Regions from separate parts of the Mus musculus genome. Here region 1 is linked to region 2. Evidence: chromatin loops called from intact Hi-C (ENCODE). Cell type or tissue: left cerebral cortex. All regions are shown on one strand.

Evidence for each region. A loop is a pair of places that touch in the nucleus more often than their neighbours do. Peaks named below come from ENCODE experiments on the same cell type or tissue, not always from the same donor. Only the 100,000 strongest peaks of a DNase experiment are listed, where the experiment ranks them.
Region 1: a loop joins it to region 2, with 2.0 times the contacts of the local background. A loop is called at or near these places in 2 of 42 quality-filtered maps.

Annotation. Positions count from the first base shown.
Region 1 is chr16:90,325,218-90,333,217 of GRCm38, forward strand. No RefSeq gene overlaps it. Among named protein-coding and RNA genes, the nearest start is that of Scaf4, 45 kb to the left of the region's middle. In left cerebral cortex, no CTCF peak of the experiment used is centred here; DNase peaks (open chromatin) are centred at 3,044, 3,373, 4,476 and 4,830.
Region 2 is chr16:90,375,831-90,383,830 of GRCm38, forward strand. No RefSeq gene overlaps it. Among named protein-coding and RNA genes, the nearest start is that of Hunk, 6.6 kb to the right of the region's middle. In left cerebral cortex, CTCF peaks have their summits at 4,250 (motif pointing right) and 5,986 (motif pointing right); DNase peaks (open chromatin) are centred at 4,264 and 5,994.

The sequences.
Region 1 (8,000 bases), 51 kb before region 2:
ATGGTTGTGAACCACCATGTGGTTGCTGGGAATTGAACTCAGGACCTTCAGAAGAGCAGTCAGTGCTCTTAACCGCTGAGCCATCTCTCCAGTTTTAAGTCCCTTAGGTCTTTATAGCCTCCAGCAGTGCTGTTGATCTCTTGCAGTGGCTGGTCTTGCAGTCTTTATACACACACTCTCCACTTTCTGATCTTACAGCTTTTCGTCCTCTGGAGTCTCTGCCACTGTTCTTTCTATGCCGCCTTCCTTCCCTGATGATCTGTCCCGAGTGCTCTCTGGAGCTCTTTAGTCTGCTTCTCGTGTGGTCCTGGACCAAATGCAAGGGAGGAAAGGGGAAGGCATCTCTTCCAGCTTCCATCCCTCTCCATTTCCTCGTAGTGCAGCTGCCTCTGGTCCTCTTCCTTGTCCTCGATGTTTCTTTGGCTCTTGCTGCCAGCCCCTCCCTGCCACAAGGGACTGTACCTCAAACTGTGAGCCAAAGCCAACCTTCCTTTCTTTAAGTTGCTTTTGTCTCAGCACTGGGATGGTAGAGGAGGAGGAAGATCATAAGTTTGAGACCAGCCTGGGTTCCATAGAGATTTCCAGGCCAGTCTACACTAGATAGCAATACCCTACATCAAAACAACATAAACAGCACAGAAAAATCAAAATCTGAAAACCAGCCATCCCCTTACAGCTGGACTTATTTGAAGGGAAAATAAACATTAAATGGTGTTTACAACAGAGACAAACAGTAACCTTAATACTCCATGAAGCAACTCTTTGACAATGTCATGTGCACGCTTGTGTGCACATGTGTGTAAATGTGTGTGTATTGTATATGCATATATGTAAATGTATAATATGTATGTGTGAGCTATATATCGTGTATTTATTTTGCTCTCTCCACTGAGTCCCTTCTTACCCACAAGTCACCCTCCTACCTTCATGACTTTATTTATTTATTAATTATTATTATTATTATTTTGATTATATGTAAGTACACTGTAGCTGACTTCAGACACACCAGAAGAGGGAGTCAGATCTCATTACAGGTGGTTGTAAGCCACCATATGGTTGCTGGGATTTGAACTCAGGACCTTTGGAAGAGCAGTCAGTGCTCTTAGCTGCTGAGCCATCTCACCAGCCCCCTTGATGACTTTTTATTTTGGTGACACAATGAATTCAATTAAAATTGCTTTTATGAGCATGGAGAGGTGGGGAGTTATTTACTGGCATGTGGCGGTTTAACAGCGGCTACTCCACTGCAGCAGATCACCACTGTGAATTCCTACCTACTGTGGCCATATCACGTCCAGATGACAGCATTTCACGCATTCTTCGCTGTCTTCTGGCTCTTAAGTTGTTTGTTCCCTAGAGTCTTGGAGGTTGATCAGGTGATACTGATGTTTGTCTTAGGGTGAGCCGCTTGGTGGTCAAGGTCAGCTTTTCTCAGCGCTTTGATCAGAGGTGAGTCTCTGTAATAATTACACCCCCACCCCACCCCCGTGAAGAGAAATCTCGGTGAGTGAGGCTAAAACAGCTCCAAGTTATGGATACAAACATTAGTCTTAATACTTGGAACAGCATCCAACAAGACCCACATATGCTAGGCAAGCACTCTCCCAGAGAGCTGCATCCCGACCATTGGGAAAGGATGGATTCTATCTGCTCATCTCCCCCAAGGACTCTATGGAGTAAAACACTGAAGACAAGGAGAGGTCTCACAAGGAGAGGTTGATGTTAGGCTGTGGTCTGCAGAACAGGCTGGCTCACTGATGTTGTTTCAGGTATGGGTCATAATAATTTTATCCACACGAGTTCTTGGCATACAAGTAAATAACATTAAGGATGGGAGACTTTTTCTCCTATCAAGATGGAGAAAGAACATATATCTCCTTTGGGAGATGACAGTAGCCCCCCCGCATCTAGCTATTAGAGCAGACTGAAAGGCTTCAAGTGAAAACTTTAAAGAACATCAATGTAAGAAGACAGAGTGATAATGTGGAGTTTGTAGAAACTCTTTTTCCTATCTCTGGAATCCAACACAGGGGCTCCACTAGAAACAGCAATGGAAGAAAAACTTCCTGCTCCTCGCACGGCCCTGACCTCAGTCGTTCATTGACAGATGATTGTTTCTTTATTTATGTATATATGTGAGTGTCTGTACGAGTGTCTACCGTGTGTGTGTGTGTGTGTGTGTGTGTGTGTAGATGTCTACAGAGGCCAGAGGAGGGTGTTGGATTTCCTGGAACTGGAGTTACAGGCAGTTGAGAGCTGCCTGATGTGGGTGTTCAGAACTGAACCTGGGTTCTCTGGAAGAGCAGCTGGCTCTCCTGACTACCCAGCCATCTCCCCAGCTCCACCTGAGCTCTGTCATCAGAAGAGAGAAAGATAACAAAATTCTATCTAATTGCTGCCCAGGTTAGTATATACTCACTAGACCCTCCAAACACACGTTGAACTGAATCCAGAGAGCGGGATGCTCGTAGCTGGGGGGTGGGGGGCTGGTTCTGTCTAGTATGCTCATATAGTCACATATCCATGTGTGATCTGCATGTTGTGTTTATTGAGGGTCAGTTGTGTGAGCTCTTGAGCCTCTTTTGAGTGTTTGTTTTATTATTTTGTATGTATGTATGTATGTATGTATGTATGTATGTATGTATGTATATATATTTATTTATTGAGACAGGGCTCCTCTGTGTAGCCTTGGCTGTACTGGAACTTACTGTAGACCAGGCTCATCTTGAACTCACAGAGATCTGCGTGCCTCTGACACCTCAGTGCTGGGATTAAAGGCGTGTGCCAACACTGTCCAGCAGCTCTGAGCCTCTTTCTGCCACCGGTACTCATAACAGCAGCTAATTAAATCATATAAGTGTTACATGATCCATTTTATTCAACAAATGGAATGTGTACAGATGCCAGGCGTGGTCTTCCTGTCCAGAATAAGTCAGTGAATGAAGAACAAAGACACCTTCTCTCCATATCATCTATACTTTATTCCAGAAGATACAAACTACCTTTTAGAGAGCTCAGTTGAATGCTTGGGTAAGACCCAACATATGTAAATTGCTCAAACTGTTGCTTAATTTGGTGTGTTTGAGACAACTGTAAGAAGATTGGAAGAAATACTTCAACATTCTGGAAGGATTCCACTCTCAGAATACTCCACAAGTGTCCTTAAATTCTTCTTCTATTTTAGGAAAATCAAAACTAGAAAAGCACAAAAACAGTTTATAAAAAAAAAATTCAAAACCTCAATGACATTCAATCAACAGACCCAAAAGAAGGCCTTATGTCCGCACAAAGCGTTTAAGGTAAATATTTGTTTATTCTTTTCCTTTTTCAAAATGAGTTTTTTTTTTTTTTTTTACTGTGCAAGGACTCCTAGTTCCAACTGGGTCAGGTGATTTCCTCTCCTGGCGTTTGAAGACCTCTTCAATCAGAATTGCTAGGGAACAGCAGTTTTGAATTGGGGATTCTGGATGTGGCCTCTGGGCATCTGCAGTTAGACAAGCTTTGTGGGGACCTACTCCAGAAGTGTGGCTGCCATTGGCTTTTACCACTCGGAAAAACCTCTGGGTCGCTCTGTGTCGCTATGTCTCTGTGTCTGTCTGTCTGTCTGTCTGTGTCTATCTCTCTGTCTCTCTCTGTCTCTCTCTCTCTTTCTGCCATCCTCTGGGTCTTTCTTGAGACTTTGAAGACCAGAGGCCTACACAGCAGTCACTGGGGAGACCCAGCCTATGTTTACAAGGCCAAGCCTCTCAGCCATCTCAGTGTGAACTGTGTCAAAGGAGAGACCTGGTATCGAAGGAAAAACTGAACATGTGGTTGTATGTGTGTACATGTTTGTGCACATGCGTGTCGAAGCCAGCCATCAATGCTGGATATCTTTCTCAGTTGCTCTTCACCTGACACTTCTGACACAGAATATCTCACTGAACCTGGAGATCATTGACTTAGCTGGGCAAGTGCGGAGGCTCTTGTCTTCTTTTTTTTTTTTTTAAAACCTGGGCTCTAGAGGATCAACCTCAGGCCTCATGCTCACACAGCTGGCTCTTTACCAACTAAGCCATCTTGCCAGCCCTCAGTGTGTGATTTTTGTACCCAAATTAGGCGTCCCAAGGAAATTAAAAGGTGGTAATCTTAAACCCTTTATTACCTTCAGATAAAATCAGCCTGTGACTGAGTTACATGCACAACTATACAGCGATACGGGATTATTATAGTTGTGTAGCAGTCCCTACAGATTCTTAAAGATGGTGAGAGTCTCAGGTTGGCCCAGGAGTCTGGGTGGACTGGACACAGGACTTAGAAAATTAAATCTGAGATGGTCCTGGACAAACTGGGAAAGTTGGTCACCATAGAGAATAATCAACTTAGGAGCAAGCACAGAAGAGGAGAGCTTTGTGGAGGAGGATGTCTGAGTGGGCGTTCAGCCTGGAAGAATGGATAGCCACCCAGAGTTAGGGAGCAGAGAGAATTCTAATTCAGACGCATGAGCCGCCCCAGAATTCCTGGCACTGTTTGCTTAAATCCAGGTATTTTAAACGTGGCGTGTTCTTAGCCATCACTTGGCGTGTTGCTACAGGAAGTGTGATGGAGCTAAGTGGTTCAGCTGCAAGCTGAAGCGGTAACAATTTCGACTCACACCCACCTCAGAATACAGGTTAATTAGCTGCTGTTTGCAGAAGCCTCAGGAGCAGGCAGCATGCCCCCCTCCCGGCCCCCCCTCAGATATTATTAGCCACTTAGCGACACCTTGAACGTGTTAAACCCTATTTCTGTACTTCTACCAGCCCTTGCTTCTTCAGACTTCTTTGAAATAGCAGTTCCTGCAGATTTCAGCACAAGCGTCTCGCTAGAGCCAAAGGAACCACAGTGCCCATCATGTGTGTGACTTGGTTCCAAACCAACCCCAGGGCTGCAGGACCATCTTCCAAACACACAAGCCACAGTCTTGTTGAAAGGTTGTTGCATCTTCTCTCTGTGAAATAGTCATAGATACCTTTTACATACATTGCTCATGTGTCCTTTTTTAAAATATACATATATGTAACACCATAGATCAGGTGATAGGTGGTCACAAGATATCAAGTACCATTTATCTTTGTGTGTGTGTGTGCCCACATGTATGCATGCATGCGTGCATATGAGTGGTGTACTTGTGGGTATATAGAAGCTAGAGAATGACACCTGGCAAAACCAGAACACTATACAGTCTTCAGAAAGACAGCTTGGGGCCTCTCTCCTGACACCTCTAGGCACATGCACTGTGTCCTTTAGCTATGGAGAGTGTCCCCAGTCACCTTCAATATGAGCTATTCCTGTTAGGCTCCTGTACTAAGGCTTATTTGGCAGGTGATGGGCCTTTGTGAAGTCACTGGACTCTGAGGGATGTGACCTAGTTAGCAAATGATCAATCTGCTGATGAATTTGTTAGGAAGTGGTAGAGACTGGGAGGCAGGGTCTGTCTAGAGGAGCTAGGTCACAGCAACATGTGGCTGAAGAGTATGATTGCGTCTGGTGCCTTCTCATCTCTCCCTTTGCTTTATAGGCACTGCAAGGTGGGCATGTTCGCTCTACCATGGCCTGAAATCACTGGAGCCAAACGCTGGATGAACCATGAAAGAAACCTCTGAAGCTGAGCTCCCTCCCAGCAGACTTGAGACAATTGGCCTCTGGCCATTGGTTTTCTTTTGCTTTAGAAGTAGCGAGTCCTCTTGGTTGGAGGGAGCCTCCTTAGTGTCGACAGAGCTATCTGGTTATTTTTGCTTTCTTCTCTCTGTCCTTCATGGTCTTCTTTCATTTGAGTGGATGGAAAACCTCCTAATGATATCTTAAAATGTTGTTTTCCTCTCACACACTCAGCAGTCTGTATTTCCCTAACACTCGTTCGAAGATCAGAATACATCTCGATAGTCATGGTAGGCATTAGTCAGTTATGGGTTGGACCTGCCCGGTAGACGTTTCTGTCATCATGGAACTGTTCTCTGTTTCCACTGTCTACAGAAGCCACAGGCATCCTTGTGTGCTTCAGATATGACTAGTGCCAACAAGAAACCACAGTTTAAGTTTTATACAAATTAAAAATTTAGATGGCTCCATGCAGCCTGCAGTTGCGGTACAGGGCAGTACAATTATGTGACACATAGGTACTGTCTGCTTTCTCCTCCAGTTCCTGGTTGCAATGTCACCCAGGTCCACTCCTTCCCTGTCTCTAAGCTCCTTAATACCAAGGAAGTAAGCACTCAGCTCTGTGCCCTCTGGTTTCTGCGACTCTCAGACTCCTTTGCAGGTCGAGTGGGAGGGAGGGCTGGGCAAAGCTTGTAGAAACGTCAGCTACCCAGGTGAGAAAATTCCGGTTGCTTTGCATTCTCTTTATTGACACAATAGGGTTACCTGGTTCAGAGGAGGGCAACAGCTAAATCTTAAAATGAGACACCAGAGTCACAGGTGGATCACATTTCTATTTCATTTTAACGTGTGTTTAAACTAATATAAGCCATTAGAGTGGCGCCTACTTGAAAACAACATATTATCAACATTTTAGAAGAAAGCTTGTGGGAATGGTAAATACACAACCAGAAAATAATCCAAAGAACGAGCTCTGCATTTGCACAGAGGAGGGCAGCGAGCGCTGTTCTCAAGCCTCCAGCGGAGGCTCCATCTCTTTGGGATGGAATAAGCTGACCAGGACTCGGGATGAAGGGGAAGATTGGGAAAGGTGGTTTACACAATGGTGTCCCTGAGAGAACACTGGGATAGGGTGTTTCTCAGGCAGTGAAACACTTATTCTGTGAGCAGTCTTCAAAGTCAAGTTAGAAGTCCTGCGAAGAGGAGCTGCCTAGAGACAACAGTGCAGAGATGCCATGCATTGGGGAGGATCCAGGGTGGCCCAGTGGCATTGACGGTAAGGTAGAGGGTCTGCTTCAGAGTGGGTCAGATAGAGACTATGTAAGGGACAATTCTCCAGCTTGAAGGAAAGTCAAGAAGCCTGCTGATTTGGTTCCCAAGGGTCTCTCCTGGCTTCCTGGAATCTTATCGCCGTGCCTTCACACCAGAGAGAGAACTACGGTTCCTTCCTCCTCTTATAAGAATTGAGGATCCCACCCCCTGACCTTATGAAAGCTTCGACATGAATCTGGCCTGCTCACACCTTTGGGTCCCAGGGTTGCAGCATTCAGGACTGAAATAAATTTCTGTTAAGCCACCTGCTCTGATACATTGTGACAGTAGCCATAGCAGGCAGATGCTACCATTATTGTGATGTATCCATTAACCTTCCACACGGATGTCTATGCCCCCCCTATGTAGAATGTGACAGTCCTAAAGAGGCCTAGGCTGGTCAAAAAGAGAGGCTTGGGATTGAACATGGAGATGGGGACTCTGTGGGCTGGATGCTACGGATGGGAATATATGGCACCTAACAGATTGCACCCAGCAGCAAACAAGACCCAGGCCCCAGGAACAGGCTCTGTCTCAGGAGAAGCAGAACATTGCTCTTCTGAATAGATCCCACTGTGCCCCGAATGCATCACAAAAGGATGTGTGGGAACCATATCCTCTGATGTGACAGTACTGGGAAGGGAAGACTTACAGGAGGTGTCAGTGACAAGGACGTGACCCTCGTGAACAGACCACTGCCTGTTACAGAATGCTGGAGTCTGCCGATTAAGCTTGATGTCTCTGTTGTTCCTTTCCCCTCCTCTGTGTGATGTCTTCCCCTTCTCATGATGGCATCGAATACAAGTCCTTCCATCCTGGACCTTGTAGACTCCAGAAATGCACTAATTACATTTGCATTTGCTGCACATTATCCAGACTCCAGGGTTCTGTTATTGCAGTACAAATTGCACTAAGAGCCATCTAGCAAAATCCTCTCATTTATGTATGGCTGTCTACACGTGTAACTAAAGTGGGAGACTTGTTTAGTTTGTAAATTACAACTCAAATAAACTGTCACGCAAGGGAAACGAGCCATAGCAAAATAAATACAGAGTGGTCCAAGTAACGGA
Region 2 (8,000 bases):
AGAAGAAGAAGAAGAAGAAGAAGAAGAAGAAGAAGAAGAAGAAGAAGAAGAAATACAAGCAAGAACCTGTAAGATAAGTTTGAAAATATGAAATAATAAGTGATTTAAGATTTAAGATCTGGAGGCTGGAGAGATGACTCAGAGGTTGAAAGCACTGGGTGGTTCAATTCCCAGCCCCCCATGGCAGCTTTAACTCCTGTTCTAGGGGATCTGACCCCCTTGCAAAGACATCCATGCAGTCAAAACACCAATGCACATAAAATAAAAGTAGTAAGTTATATTACAAGAGATTTAAGATCCTTTCATTCTTCCCAAATAAACATAAACAATTTCAAATGTGAAATTAGTTTATATAAGTTCACTGAATAGAGAATGGCTTTTTTTTTCTTCAGACCAAACATATTTTTGTGATACATGGGTTCTGCAGTCACCAGCTCAGACTCCAAAGGCATGACTTTGGATCCAAGGACCACACACTTCAAACATGAGGTCCTGGCTGGCTGGGGTTAGCCAGCCTTCCAGGGCAGCAGGGGATACTTGGAAGTATACATGCTATTTTCTCTTATCTTTTGCTCACAGTGTCCCTGGAGAGAATCTGAGTCCTGTCAGTGATGGGTTGTATTCGTGACTTACGATGCCAGGAAAGAGTATCCCAGAGCGGGCCAGGTATTTTCAAGAGGTCCACATTAGTGTTGACGGGTCCCACTTCAAATTTATAGACATTGAGAAAAAAAAAGCTTTAGAATATCTGAATCCCTAGCTATAATTCCTGGAAGTCTGGAAAGTCAGCACAACGGAAGGACAGTGGAAATAGGAGTCTTCCACGGACTCCTTTCCCAAAAGGCACGGCCTTCCCCTCCTGCGTTTTCCCCTCAGGTTGGATCAAAATGGCTCCTCCCAGTTCGATCACGTGGTGCGCTTTACCTGGGCGCTGGGCTTTGTTCCTCCGACTCTTCCTCCTACTCTTCAGCGTTACTTTGCAGGTCAACCCACCATTGGTCAACAGAGCTTCATGTTGTACGCATTTTCTATTGCATCGAATACTGCTTCACCAAAAGCAGTCATTTTGAGTTGAATTAGGGCAGATCTCATTGAGTTCTTCCATGCAAATCTGGACTCAGCTTCAACGACACAGTTTTGTATCTGTTTGCCTAATCTTCGATGCACAATTACCGACTGATATCCTTTTCAAATTGGGGGTGTATGGTTTGAACTTTGTTTCCTGTTCATGTCCATGTCCTTGGGGGACTCATCAATGCTGTTGTAAGCCTAGTGCTCTGCCTGTTTTCTTTCTTTTTTTTTTTTTTTAAAGTAAAATCGAAATCTATCTATTTATTTATTTTTATATATTTTTAACTATGTGTATATGTGTGTGTTCACATGAACGCAGGATGCCCGCCGAGTCCGGAAGAGGGCATTGAATCCCCCTGGAGAGCACTCCCATGGTGCTAGGAATCCAGCTTGGGTCCTCTACAAGGTGAGTGTGTGCTCTTAACCACCGACCCATCTCTGCAGCCTCTCTGTCATGCCTTTCTCTTGAAATCTTTTTAACAATTTCTGTGAGTTACACTCTTTTTATAAGTGATCTACCCATAGGGGCAGAGCCCAATACACGTCTTAATTGCTGTACGTTGGATTTGAGGTGCATTTTGGAAGAGACACAAACACTCAAACTTTAGCAGCCATGGCTTATGTTCCACTCGAGGCACCAGAGGGCCTCCTGATTGGAAACTGAGCAGCTGGTCAGGATTTGTTGATGGGGAAGTCGTTCTTGATCTCCTGGTCATCTACCCTTGGCTTCCTCAAAGTGTATAAAATGAAGTAATATCCTTGTTTGCTTGACATCTGTCTCACCCCTAGGGATGTCATATTCTTTATCGACATAGTCCTTTATGAGGGTGCCCCCCAGCTTCCTCTGACTTCACAATAACTGCACCTGCCTGGCTGGTGGTTCAGCACTTCATCTGGCCTCTGTTAGCTCAAGGTCCCACCACACACATAAGTACTGCATTAGTATTTTCTAGAGGAACAGAACTGATAGAATGAATATAATGAGCACAGAGAGGATTTATTAGGATGCCTTACAGGTTGTGGTCAGCCAGTCTAATCATGGCTGTCTTCCAATGGAAAGTCCAAGAATCCAAGAGTTGTTATGGCTCAGCTGGTCTGTGCTGGATCCTGCAGAAGTAGTCTCTGATGCCAGTGAAGGAATGCACTTGCCAGCAAGAGCAAGCAGGGAGAGAGAGAGAGAGAGAGAGAGAGAGAGAGAGAGAGAGAGAGAGAGAGAGAGCTCATTCTTCTTCCATGTCCTTTATTGAGGCTCCCAGCAGAAGGTGTGGCCCAGATCTTCCCACTTTAGAAGATCCAGATTAGGAGCTGAAGAGATGGCTCAGCAGTGAAGAGCACTGACTGCTTTTCTAGAGGTCTTGAGTTCAATTCCCAGCAACCTCTTAGTGGCTTACAACCGCCTGTACTGGAATCTGATGCCCTCTTCTGGTGTGTTTGAAGAGAGTGACAGTGTACTCACATACATAAAATAAGTAAATAAATCTTAAAAAGAAGAAGGAGGAGGAGGAGGGGAGGAGCAGGGGGAGGAGGAGGGGAGGAGGTGGGGAGGAGGAGGAGGAGGAGAAGAAGAGGAAGGAGGAGGAGGAGAAGGAGAAGAAGAGGAAGGAGGAGGAGGGGAGGAGGAGGAGGAGCAGGAGAAGAAGAAGGAGAAGAAGAAGAAGAAGGAGAAGAAGAAGAAGGAAAAGAAGAAGAAGAAGAAGAAGAAGAAGAAGAAGAAGAAGAAGAAGAAGAAGAAGAAGAAGAAGAAGAAGATCCAGATTAAAAGTGGGTTCTCACACATCAATTAATTTAATTACAAAAATCTCTCACAGGTGTCCATAGCCTCCTCTTGACTTTTAGCTACTTGTAGATGTATTCAAGTTGACAAACAAGACTAGGTCCCGCAAGTATCAAGCAGCCCAATGCTGCAGTGATGTCTCCCGCTGCAGGTCTAGAAAGTCAGCACTGAGCTAGTTCATTGTCACACAGGAAGGCAGACAGAAGTAGAGTGGATCCCCAGTCCCATGGTTCCTTATTGCCTCAGGGGCTGAGGCAGCTGCGTAAGACATCCAGGACGTCTTAATTCCACTATGACTGCATCAGGTCACACCTTAGCTCACATCGGTGGCTGTGGGTAGGAGGGACTACCGATGACCCTCTGACAGAAGGAAAACACAGGCTGTGCAAAGGTACGAGTCACAAGAAGACAGGGACTGCATTGTGGCTGCATCTGGGGGAAGCCCCGAGGGCAGCTAAGGAACCTCCCAGGATGTCTCATCTCTCTCCTGTAGACAGAATCCTTCTCCTCACCTTGCCCTTTGCTGATGAATCAATCTATCATATGGCTACCTGTTGCTTAATTTTTCTACTAAGCATCTATCTAGGTGCCATTTTTTTAAACTGTTATCCATCATCTATCTATCTAGAGTTTATTGATCTACTCATATCTATTTGCCTGCCATCTATTAGTCATCCTTTAACTATCTCTTATCTATCTTTTTTTTTTGAGACATAGTTTCACACAGGTAGCTCAGGTTGGTCTGGTAACCACTAAGAAACCTAGGTTGGTCTTGAACTCCTAGCCTTAACTTGAATTACAGGTGTGTGCTTCACACCCACTTCAGCTCTCTGCCTCTTTCTGTAGCTATATATTGTCCAGTTAAGTTTTATCTAAATATCATGTGTCATCCTCATTATTATTATCAATGCGTCTGTTTATCTGCCATCTATTAATTTATCTTTCGATCATCTGCCTACTATTTTCACATAATTTTTGTTAATTGACCTGTCTAGTGATTTATCTATCATCTTCAATCTTTCTACATAGCGGTTCATTGGCAGTAATAAAGGCCTCAAAAGAGACACACCAGAAGTTCAGGGTCACAAAGGCAGGAACATAGGCTTGTGGGTGGGCTGCAGCAGTGAGCACAAGGCATGAAGTTGTCTACTTCAGGATGCTTCCGGGACGCTTCCATTGAAGAGGAGTTAGACAGCCATGTCTTTAAAAGCATTCACTCTTGATTGTAATTTGTTGTTTTATGAATTACATCTTTAATTACTATGATGTAATATAGTTGTGCTAATAACAACAAAACAAGCAAAAAAAAAAAATTCTTCTTTTTCCAGATGAAGAAAGCTGACTCTCAGAGGTGAGAAATCACTTTGTGGTCCCTTGTTAGGACGTGCAGGGAAAAGAGTCCGCCAGCAGGGGGCGCCCACCTCTTCTGGTCCGCGTCAGTCCACCTACCTGCTCTAGGCAGCCCTCCGCCATCAGTTTGGGCTCAGGCCAATGCTAAGGTGTCTTTTCTCTTAACATCTCTGTGTCTCCATTCGCAACCACACAGGGTTGCTCATCGCGTGCTCACTCTGTAACTCCCTTGCTACTGCAGGTTACGTCCAGAAATGGACAGTGGCAGCGTTCAGCTAGGCATGGTCAATAAGCTTAGTATTGATGGTAACCTTTTCCATAACCCACACATGCAGCTTATCATGGAGGTTTATCTCTGTAGCAAAAATACTTACTTTATTCCAATGTGCCTTTGGGGTGCGTATAATATTCAGCAGGACACAATTTTCCTGCAGTTTCTCTTTTTCTCCTTTTGTTTATTATGGTGAGTTAAAAGTTCATCCAACCTTTGAGGTCAGCCTGGTGTACAGAGTGTATTCTAGGACAGCCAAGGATGCAGAGTCAGGAGACCCTGTCTTGAAAAAAAAATACAATAAAATCATCCAACCACCACAAATTTGTATTGCTTTCCTTCCAGGAGTCAGCCTCTATGCACAGCTCCCCTAACTAAAATCCCAACTCTCCTGGGGCTGTAGTTCCTGGAAGAAATACAAACAATAAGCAAAATAACAAGGAAACCATGTAATTTCTTGGTCAGCAATAAATACTACAAAAAGAAGAAGGGGGAGAAAGAGGAGAAGGAGGAGGAGGAGGAGGAGAAGGAGGAGGAGGAGGAGGAGGAGGAGGAGGAGAAGAAGAAGAAGAAGAAGAAGAAGAAGAAGAAGAAGAAGAAGAAAAAGAAGAAGAAGAAGAAGAAGAAGAGGAGGGAAGATTAAGGAGGTGAGTCACAGGGAGGTGGATCCGTTTATACTATGGAAAAAGTCACAGAAAAGGCACAAGTTAGTGACATTTGAATCAAGACAAGATGATGAGAGTCAGCTCTGTGGGGGGTAGAGTTCTCTCTCTCTCTCTCTCTCTCTCTCTCTCTCTCTCTCTCTCTCTGTGTGTGTGTGTGTGTATAGATATTCTAAGGAACAGGAAATTCAGGGAGACCACTTGGCAGGGGGCTTCTGTGCCTGTAGGGGGTTAAAGAGGTTATGTGAGGTATGGGAAGAGTGTGGTACCTGGTGGTGAGGTGGAGATCTTAGGTCCTTGTAAAGCCACAGGGGTGACATCGGTTTTGATGTGAGATGGGACACCACTTCCACCAGACAAACATGTGCAAGGGGACTGTGCAGGACGGCGTCTTCCCTGTGGAATGTTTCAAATGTCATTTCTCCTCCATCTGGGACTCAGAATCATCTGAAAATCCTGTGTTCCCTGATGGTGGAGGTGGAGGATAATTGTTCTCGCAACAGTACATCCCTTGGCTCCTGTGGACCTCGGCAGGCACAACTGTGTTGAGAGTACGTTCCTAGAGGGGCAACCGGCATCTTGTGTGAAAGAATGTATCGTTTCACTCAGAATGTCATTGTGGAGGACGCTGGGAGGCAGTTGTGGGGGGTTGGCACGGTGTCACCGCCCACCTCCCATCACATTGAAGTTGTCACACACCCTAGAGCCCAGAACCACCCTCACCTCCCCCCACAGATAAGAGTTAAGATGATGTCCTAGGCTGAGCACCTGCAATGAGCCAGGAACACAGGTGTGGGGACACATCTGTATGTGTGCCTGTTTGTGTGTGGATCACATGTGTGCAGTGCTCAAGGAGGCCAGAAGGGGGCATCAGATACCCTGAAACTGGAGTTACAGATTGGAGAGCGAGGTGGTTTTGGCTTGGCATAAAAGCAAGGGACTCCAGTTAGGTGAGATGATGGTGGTTGGAATAAGGTGACAGGAGAGCCGCAGGTGGCCACAGATGGGCGTGGTTTGTCTGATAGAAGAGATAGAGACAAGGATTAAGGAGGTGAAGAAGCAAAGGATGACTGCTTGATATTTGGGTGAACTTGAGTGAAGCCCAAGAAAAGAGAACGGAGAGGTGTGGGTGGTAGCCCCAGATGAGGTCTGAGGTCTCATCAGATGGCTTGCTGAAATGAAGTCAGCCCATGAGACTTGGAACGAGGAAGAGGTCCAATCTAGCGGTCAGACCTGAGACTCATGATATCTAAGAGAGGCACGTGTGGGCTTTGGGACATTTTGGGTTAACTTCTCTGAGACTGGCTCCCATTGGCTCATTTATCTGAATGTTTGTTCTGCAGTGGGTGGAGCTGTTTGGGGAGGACTAGGAGGTGTGGCCTTGTTGGAGGAGGAGTGTCGCTGAGATTTTAAAAGCCCATGCCATTCCTAGTTTGCTTCTCTCTGCCTTGAGGTTCTTATCTCACACTTAAGCTCTTAGCTACTGCTACAAAGCCAAGCCCGACTGCTTGCTGCCATGCCTCCTATCAGCCCGGTCTTAGATCCCACTATCCGCAGGAACCACAGACCCCAAACTAAATGCTTTCTTTTATAAGGTGCCTTAGTCATGGTGTCTCCTCACAGCAATAGAAAAGTCACTAAGACCAACGAAAGTGCAAGCAAAAATAGACAAGTTTATAATATATCAGGGACTAAGCTAAGCGCTACTTTGAGTGGTAAGAAAACTGAGGCACAGAGGTGCGATGACACCGTTCCCTATTGGGCAGTCATTGTTGTTGCAGTATTGGTGAAGCCAGGCTGCCCATGCATCTGCCATTATGACTGAGGAACCCCTATTCCTAAGCCTTTGCACTGAGCACAGTCCACAGCTGGCTGTGTGACAGGAATCACAGTGGCCATGAACTCTGGGGACACGTTTCAAATCCAGAGTCTGCTATTCGCCGGTTGGGTTGTTTTGCTTGTGGAGAACAAACATAGATTTCTCAGGTCGTCTCTCAGGCATCATTCCTCCTGCCTTCTGCCTTTGCTCTGCTCTCTCTTCTCAGGCTACCGTGCCACTCCTGCCAGCCTAACCCGTTCTAGCCAACTCTCATCTCTTGGCAGTGCCAGGCTGATTATTTCTAATTGTCTTTGACTGCTTCCAGCTGGGTCTTGTAGCTGGGCATACCGTGGGAGCACACCAACAGTGTCTCAGCCATATGGAAGGAGGAACAGGAGAGAAGGAAGAGCAAGAAGGAAGCGGCTGGCACAAGTCAACTGAGCCAGCTTCCCCGGGGTTACCTGGCCTCTGGTAATGAATGATGATATTTTGAAAGGGTTAACTCCACCAGGTTTGAGAATGGCCTCTCTTTGATAAATGATTAAATCGGCTGAGTCCCCAAAGGCAACACTGTAGCAGTACCTTTAGAAAGTCATTTGTAACATCAAACTGAGGGCAGATGGGGGTCTTGCTGTCCTCAAGCAAGAAACTGTCACTGGACACTCTGGAACTGATTGCCTTTTTGCACTCAGTCAACAAATACTCTTTAGACAGGTCTGCAGCTCAGACACTATGCTGGGTACCGAAAGGGCAAAATGCAAACCAAACAGGCACAGCCCCTGTCCACTGAGTCTAAAAAGAAAGACAGCCAGTAAGCAACATGGAGGATAGAAGGCAGATGCGAAGCTGAGTGGAATGCCCTGAGAAGAACCGAGGGTCCATCATCTATGGCAGCTCGTTGGTTGGGAAGGACTTCTTCTAATGGAACACATATGTTGGGTGAAAACCACCCAGAAGCAGCAGTTGGAAACTCTCTCTCTCTCTCTCTCTCTCTCTCTCTCTCTCTCTCTCTCTCTGATGTGATGTGATGTGCATCTGAGTGCAGGTGCCTTT